Regions from separate parts of the Homo sapiens genome. Here region 1 is linked to region 2. A link is a contact called in ENCODE Hi-C data. All regions are on one chromosome and are shown on one strand. Each heading gives the region's core, a stretch centred on a gene start or an enhancer-like site at or near the end of the contact. The rest is flanking DNA. Distances are from core to core; before and after follow the strand shown.

Evidence for each region. A loop is a pair of places that touch in the nucleus more often than their neighbours do. Pooled maps may share reads with other maps.
Region 1: a pooled map shows a loop between it and region 2 (7-fold over the local background). The contact joins the promoter of LINC01392 here to the enhancer-like site in region 2. A Hi-C loop is called at or near these places in 1 of 168 maps with a recorded cell type or tissue (thyroid gland) and 7 of 50 pooled maps.

The regions. Positions count from the first base shown.
Region 1 is chr7:115,229,487-115,233,321 of GRCh38, forward strand. It overlaps LINC01392 (long intergenic non-protein coding RNA 1392), which reads right to left and starts at 1,869. Exons shown (of 5, transcript NR_126407.1): 1 at 1,697-1,869.
Region 2 is chr7:114,887,969-114,891,914 of GRCh38, forward strand. No RefSeq gene overlaps it. Among named protein-coding and RNA genes, the nearest start is that of MDFIC, 32 kb to the right of the region's middle. Within about 2 kb of position 1,848, at least 2 of the 41 ENCODE cell types and tissues checked have a DNase peak (open chromatin) inside an H3K27ac peak, as active enhancers do.

The sequences.
Region 1 (3,835 bases), core at 619-3,118, 340 kb after region 2:
TTGGCAGCATTTTCTTCCGCTCTGATGTGGTTTGAACAGAAGCATGTTTATCTGTTATTTATGTAACAGCCTGATGAAAAAATGGGGCATGTGCTTCCCTTCTATTTGTCTTCTGCATTAACCTCATTTTGAGGTCAGGTGAAAATGCTATAGGTACTGATTGCAGCACGTTATCAGCATTATTGCTTAATGTGCCATCAACCACAAGTGCAAGTGGGCTCAGGATCATCGCCGCGGTCTTCCCAGGAATCATTTATCTGGGGCTAACTCCGAAAAAATCATTTAGAATTGTGACATTTAAAAATAAAGATTAAAAGTTCTGAAAGGAGCAGAAGTCATCCACACAGGGCCCTCTTGGCACCATAAATCAAAGTTTGTTAGAGCTGCAAATTGGAAGAGCATAACACAGAGGTGCAACCCTTTGATGTGGTTATGCAACTCACTGGTCTCCACCACTTACTAGACCACTTCTATTTTTGAGTACTATTCTCACAACGTAGACTGTGATTTTTTGGCAAACAAGCACAAAATCCAGGGTTAAAAAAGATAAAATGTATCTAGCATAAAGCATCTTTTAAATGGAAATGCCAAGTTCTTTATAAATTTGAAAAATTTATTCATTACCCGGCTTCTAGGGGAGCCCCTTATTTCCATTTTTTTTGCTGGGGCTATCTGTTTCACCCCACTAGGCTTTCCAAATGGCTGTCCACAGATGCTGAGCCTTTGGTCACCTCCGAGTGGTGTTTGGAAAGAGTACTGGGGAACTGGGCTGCTTTTTGGCCTCCTTGCACACAATTCAAGTCAGAGCTTTTGATCTTAAGGTAATATAGAGCTTGGAAACAAAAAATCTGCATTTAGTTTGGAATATCTGAAAATGATAGTGGTTAGGAAAAAGGATGTTAGGCATGGTTTGTGTGCAGGCTATTATAGGTACTTCCTTTCCAAAAAGGTGATATTTAGTGCTACAAATTAGTTATCATATCAGTATTAGAAGCTTTGTTAGGAATTCCAAATAATACGCAATTGTGATTATACACAAGGTGTTTGCAAGCCCCATCTTGTAGGTATTATTAAGCCACAGAATATTTTATACATTTTAATAATTAATAGTCAAACACCTTGCTAAATACTACTCCTTTTGAGGAGAAGTAGTAGAGAAAGAATACAATTGGCTGTTTATATTTTTGTCTTATTCATAAAGAGAATAAAATTATGTAAAAGTATTTATAAGGAATTTATCATCCCAAATGCATTTTAATAGTTGTAGATAAATACTTCTGTTTTGAGAAGGCTTCAGAGCTGTAACAGAAAATGAAATAAAGGGCTCATGTGGAAAGAACTTTACAGCATGCTGCAACTTGATTGTTCACACTTCAAAGCAATTCTAAGAAAAACTGTAAATAAGGACTAGGCATAAAACTCTGCTGGCACCTGGGAATACTCAGCCCACTGCACAACAGAACAGAATCTGAATTCTGGCAAACAGCCAACCTCTGTGGATAAATCTGGAAAGGCTTAATGTACACTGAAGAACTGATGTACTCAGAAACTATGTGGGTGTACTTAGCTTCATGCCACTTAGAGAACTCATTGACTTCCCTGAATACAAAGTAGATCTGGTCATCATGTGTTACACCAGATTCTAGTACTGCTTGCAAGCCCATAATAAAACCCAGAGTTTATAGGAAGGACTCACCTTTCTCAAGAGATACTTCTCCTACTCTCTCTCCTTTTTAATGCTCATTTGGACTTATTAGACTCTCCAAAGCAGTTCTCATACACTTTAACAAGATGAAGATATACTAGGAAAGGTAATTGGGTGAGCATTACTAAGTGTGAGTCATAAATAGTGTAACAAAGGCTTTGAGTGAGTCATCTGCCTAAGTTACCATAGCTATACCCAACATAACACTGCCTTTCTCTTTGTTAAGTGGACAAACTACCATAACGTCTAACAGTATCAATAGCATGTTTTTTTGAATAGCTCATTTTTAAATATTCTCAGTTGTTTAAGTTTATGTCATATATTTTCCAGATTAAGGCTCTTTGGAACAGAAACCACTGTTATAAAGATAGGCAACAGATCACTTGCGTATTTTAAAACAAGAAATGCACAGACATTGTAGGGATTTGTTTTTTCATGATAGCCTGGTAATAAAAAAGTTTAATACAAAACCTTTCATCTTCAAAGGGATCTGAAAAACGTAATTATTCAACGCAATAGCAAATGTTAGATTTCTATTAAGTTAGCTGAATTTTCCAGTTTCTTTCCTTCCCTCAGCATACATTTTCCTATTGCTGGCTTCACCAGAAAAATAACAGCTTAAAATTTATCCCTAAGCTAAAACCCATTAAATGATTGACACAATCTTAGCTAACATGAAAAGTGACTTATATAAAACCTGGTTTGCTGTTTGGGGGCATATTCTGCTCTCAGCAAATGAATGCACATTTTTCTCCATTGATCAGTGGAAAGAAGTGAATATTCTTCAAACATGAAACTTTCTTATATAGCTAAATATCTTTTGTGCTACTATGAGTCATTCCTGAGCATGTCTTTTATTCCTTTGTGATTTTATCAAAGTTCAGATATTTTTAAAAGATCTTGGAATTTTCTAAATAGGGTTCACGTAATATATTCTCCAGCTATATACTTTTTTTTAAAAGGTATTAGAACGAATTCAGATCCTGACATACCATCTTGTGTTTCACATATGATCAGTCACCTTCTTAAGATGATAACAACTTTGACGTTGCAAATGAACACATTCCCATGTGCTTGAGGCCAAAAAGAGGCAGTCAGTGAAACTAAAAGGAATTGCCTGAATATGACTGTTATTTCTATTTGTTGCTAGGTTCTTATTGGAATCTGTGTTGGTAAATTAATTTGGGGTGCACATATCATAGGGTTGATATTCACTTTGTGTCACCAATATGGCTGTATTTCTTATTGAAATACTGAGAAATTTCTGTATAGATTAGTAGGTAGCTGTTGCTGCAGACCCTGCCAAATGTCTGTCTGTCTTTTCCTGCTGCTCTGGTCCCACACGGGGATTGTCGCTTCTTCTCCTTACTTCAGAAATTGTTAATATCTTTGCACGAGTTTTTTCTTGGGCTCTATTCCTGAGCCAAGACTAGCATCTATTCTGGTTGGTTGTTGTTTACGCTACACATATATTTTAAAAGTCACCTCAGCTTCTGTGTATGGGAAGTGATGGAGTCAGAGTGTCCTAATTGAATCCTGAGTTCTGCTACTCAGCAATGCATGATTTTGGGTGGGTTGTTTACCTGCTCTGTGTCCCAGTTACTTCCTATGTAAAATGGAAATAATAAAATGAATTAGCTCACAGGGATTTTGTGCACATTATATAATACATGTGAAGTACTTAGAATAGTGTCTTTCAGTAAATGTCCCATAGTGTTGTCGTCTTTGCTGCCTGGTGTAGGAATAGAACACAAATTTCTTGATTGTGAGCTTGAAATTTTTACACTAGATAATACCCCTCTGGCTCCAATAATGCTGGTGATATAATAAGGTACTAGACTACAGCAATCATTTGAGTGAGAAATGAAATCTATTTTCAATTTTCATTTATTTAAAAACATGGTTCACCTGAGAGTATTGCATGCTGATTTTCATTATTTACAAGGATGTTATGTAAATATAAAGACTAGAGTTATTACTTGCATGCTATGAGCCAAGTAAAATTTAAATGTGACTAAAGGAGAAAGCCAGGGACTACTTACTGCTACCTAGCACTGACCTTTCAGAAGGGCAACTTGAACAATTCTACCTGCAAAAAGTGCCTCATTAGCTGACCGTACAGCATCTCCA
Region 2 (3,946 bases), core at 598-3,097:
ACACAGAATAAGTGACGGAGAAAGAATTTGAATCAAGACAGTCTGAAATTGGGTCCTCCAGTCCTTCTCACCTTCTTAAGCTGCCTCTTCTTCTTTTTTTTTTTTCTTTCTTTTCTTTGAGACAGAGTCTTGCTCTGTCACCCAGGCTGGAGTGCAATGGCGCCATCTCGGCTCACTGCAACCTCCGCCTCCCGGGTTCAAGTGATTCTCCTGCCTCAGTCTCCCCAGTAGCTGAGACTACAGGCGCCCACCACCATGCCCGGCTAATTTTTGTATTTTTACAAAAATATTGACCATTCTTCCCTCTGTAGAGGCGGGGTTTCACCATATTGGCCAGGCTGGTCTTGAATTCCTGACCTTGTGATCTGCCCGCCTCGGCCTCCCAAAGTGCTGGGATTATAAGCGTGAGACACCGTGCCCAGCCATCTAAGCTTCCTCTTTTCATAAGAGGAGAAATAGTTGTGCCTATTCCCTCTTTGTCCAAATTCTGCCCATCATCTGAAACCTATTTACAGTCTCAAATGTTTAGGAAAGAGCTTTCTGAACACTATGGTCATTATGGTCATTAATAATCTTGTCTTAACCTCAGCGTTCAAATACAACACCTTGCCCGGAGATATATGATTCTGAAAATGGAAACTTCTACGTGAGCTACAAGGATTTTTGAAAATAGTAGGATAGTCAGAGTTTGGAAAGGCGACGAGAAGAAATATAACCTATTATGCAGACGTATGTCACAAGTCTGGGTACAACCCAGGAGTGAAGATGGAGTGCCAGAGGAATGGTGGGGACCACCCCCTTAGGCTGGAGAAACCCAGCGAGATTGGAGATTTTGACAGGTTGTGGGTTTTGATCTTTCTTTTCTTTGTCCCTTTCTTTCTTTTCTTTTCCTTTCTTTCTTTCTTTCTTTCTTTCTTTCTTTCTTTCTTTCTTTCTTTCTTTCTTTCTTTCTCTCTCTCTCTCTCTCTCTTTCTTTCTTTCTTTCTTTCTTTCTTTCTTTCTCCCTCCCTCCCTTCCTTTCCTTCCTTCCTTCCTTCCTTCCTTCCTTCCTTCCTTCCTTCCTTCCTTCCTTCCTTCCTTCTTAGATTTTGACAGATTGTGGATTTTGATTCCTTCCTTCCTTCCTTCCTTCCTTCCTTCCTTCCTTCCTTTCTTCCTTCCTTCCTTCCTTCTTAGATTTTGACAGATTGTGGATTTTGATTCCTTCCTTCCTTCCTTCCTTCCTTCCTTCCTTCCTTCCTTCCTTCCTTCCTTCCTTCCTTCCTTCCTTCCTTAACAGTTTTGCTCTGTCACTCAGGCTGGAGTGCAGTGATGCTAACAGAGTTCACTGTGACCTCAAACCCCTGGGTTCGCTGCTTCAGCCTCCTGAGTAGCTAGAAATGCAAGAGGCCACCACCATGCCTGGCTATTTTTTTTCTGGCTTTTTTTTTTTTTCTTTTTTTTTTTTGTAGGCACCAGGCCTTACTATGTTGTCTAGGCTGGTCTCAAACTCCTGGCTTCAAGTGATCCTCCCACCGCAACCTCCCAAAGTGCCGGGATTACAGGCATGAGCCACCGTGCCTGGCCTTGACTTTTATCGTGAATAAAGCTGTTAAAAATAAAATATTAGAAAAGTCACAAATAATAATTCAAAGTTTCAGGAAGAATTAAACCATATTTAGGTAGTATCTATAATTGATTAAAAGAGAAAAGCAGAGCCAGGAAAACTAGTGGAGAATCTATCATAGCAATCCAAGTATGGAGTAATGAGTTCTTGGAATGTGGTGTTAGTGGGGAGAATGAAAAAAAGAAAAAACAACTGTGTTGATTCACAAAGCACTTGAAGGAAGACAGGACAGTATGGAGCTTGATGAGTCATAGGTTAAAGTCAAGATGACTGGGAAACAGTGACTCACATCCACTTAGGTTGATCAACTCTATGCGCTTCTTTAAAGTGTTTTTCTCTTAGTGGGTTACCAACAAGTGAGGAGCTTTGTACCGTGATGCCCTGTTAACTTTGCTTCTTACTCTGAAATGTGATTGTCTTTTATAATGAGAATGGTGACTTTATTAATTTTTGTGATGTCACCATCCTTGTTGTCCAGGTATACAAGCATACTTTTGAGGGTTGACTTATAGGCAATCATGGATTACTTGATTCTGTTTTTTTCCAGCCCTTACTACTCTTCCCTGACTATTCACTGAGGGGGAAGAAAATAGTAGAAGGAGATTATGGGGTTTCATGCAATAAGGGATTTCATATATTTTCAGATGTTTAGTTACATAAGGTATACGCTCTGTGTTCACAATTCCTAACTGGGGAAAGTAAGGACTTTACTTAGACTTAGGCCACCTCCCACTCTTCCCCAGTCATACGTAATTAATTCTCTTTAATTATTTCCTTTGATTATTTCTTTATTACACATTTTTTTCTTAGTTTGATGCATAATTGCAGTTACTATCATTAAGTTTTGAGTCCTCGGGGAGATTATTTACACCTGGAAGCCAGACTTTTAGGGCGGCTTCTCAAAATTTTTTGGAAAGAGATGGAGAAAAGGAAGGAAGAGAAAGAGAAAAATAACTTGTATGTAGGGAGATGCAGGTATGTGTATATATATATACATATACATAAATACACACACTTATACATGTGGTCAAAGAGAAAACTTGACTAATTATTATGAATTACACATAGTTAACACACTACAATGTGTGTGCACGCACACACACACAGATGTGTGCAGATGCAGACATCAGGAGGTCTGCATCAGGAGATGCATCAGGAGATGCAGATATGCATCAGGAGATGCAGGTATGTGTATATATATATACATACATATATACATATACATAAATACACACACATATACATGTGGTCAAAGAGAAAAGAAAACTTGACTAATTATTATGAATTACACATAGTTAACACACTACAATGTGTGTGCACACACACGCACACACACGCACACACACAGGGCGCCTGTCTGGTAAAAGACTGAGAAATTATCTATTATGAATGTTTTATTTTTAAAGTGTATGCATATATCTATGGTATTGACAATGTTAGAGAAATGACAGTCTTTTTGTTGCCTTTTGCTAGTTCTGGACATAAGAAGTTTCCTCCTTGAGCAACATAGTGTTGTTTTATCAGAAATGAAGCTGATAGTGAAGTGATAAATCATTTTCTGTGGAACTGATGCTTCAGCCAAGAGAAAATGACAATGAGGTAGAGCTGAGTTGTTGGGGTGAGTGAACTATAGCATATTCCTAAAGCACTACAGCTACCCAGTTCTATTTATTTGTGAGTACAGTTGGTCCTTGGCATCTAAGGGGAATCCATTCTAGAATCCCTGTGGATACCCAAATCTTGAATGCTCAAGTCCCTTAAATAAAATGGGATAAAATGGGGTCGTATTTGCAAATAACCTACACACATCCTCTTATATACTTTAACTTGCCTCTAGATTACTTATAATACCTAACACAATGCAAATGCTGTGCAAATGTTAGTTCTAAAACTTATATATGTATATTTAATACTTTGATCTGCAGTTGTTTGAATCCTCAAATGCAGAATGCAGGTATGGAAGGACAGTTATATTCATGATACAGCTCCATATTTTCTGTGTATATAGATACCATTTGATGTGGCACAGTTTGTCTCTTTTATGGACTCTATTTTGTATTATCTTGCTTACTGTTAAATAATTTAAGGCAGAATCATGTTTTATTCGTTTTGAAGTTCTGAGCAGTGATTAGCTCAATCTCTAGACTGTAGCAGCTATTTTTATATATTAAGTAAACAGAGTTAAATGAACCATGCTGTATAAATTAAATTTTATATGAAGTATATACATTCAATATGTGTCCTATCAAAAGTTTGCATGTTTTCTGTTTCTTTTCTTCTTTTCATTGTTTTTGATCAACAGGTACTGGATACATTTCTCCAACACTGAGATCAGTGTTA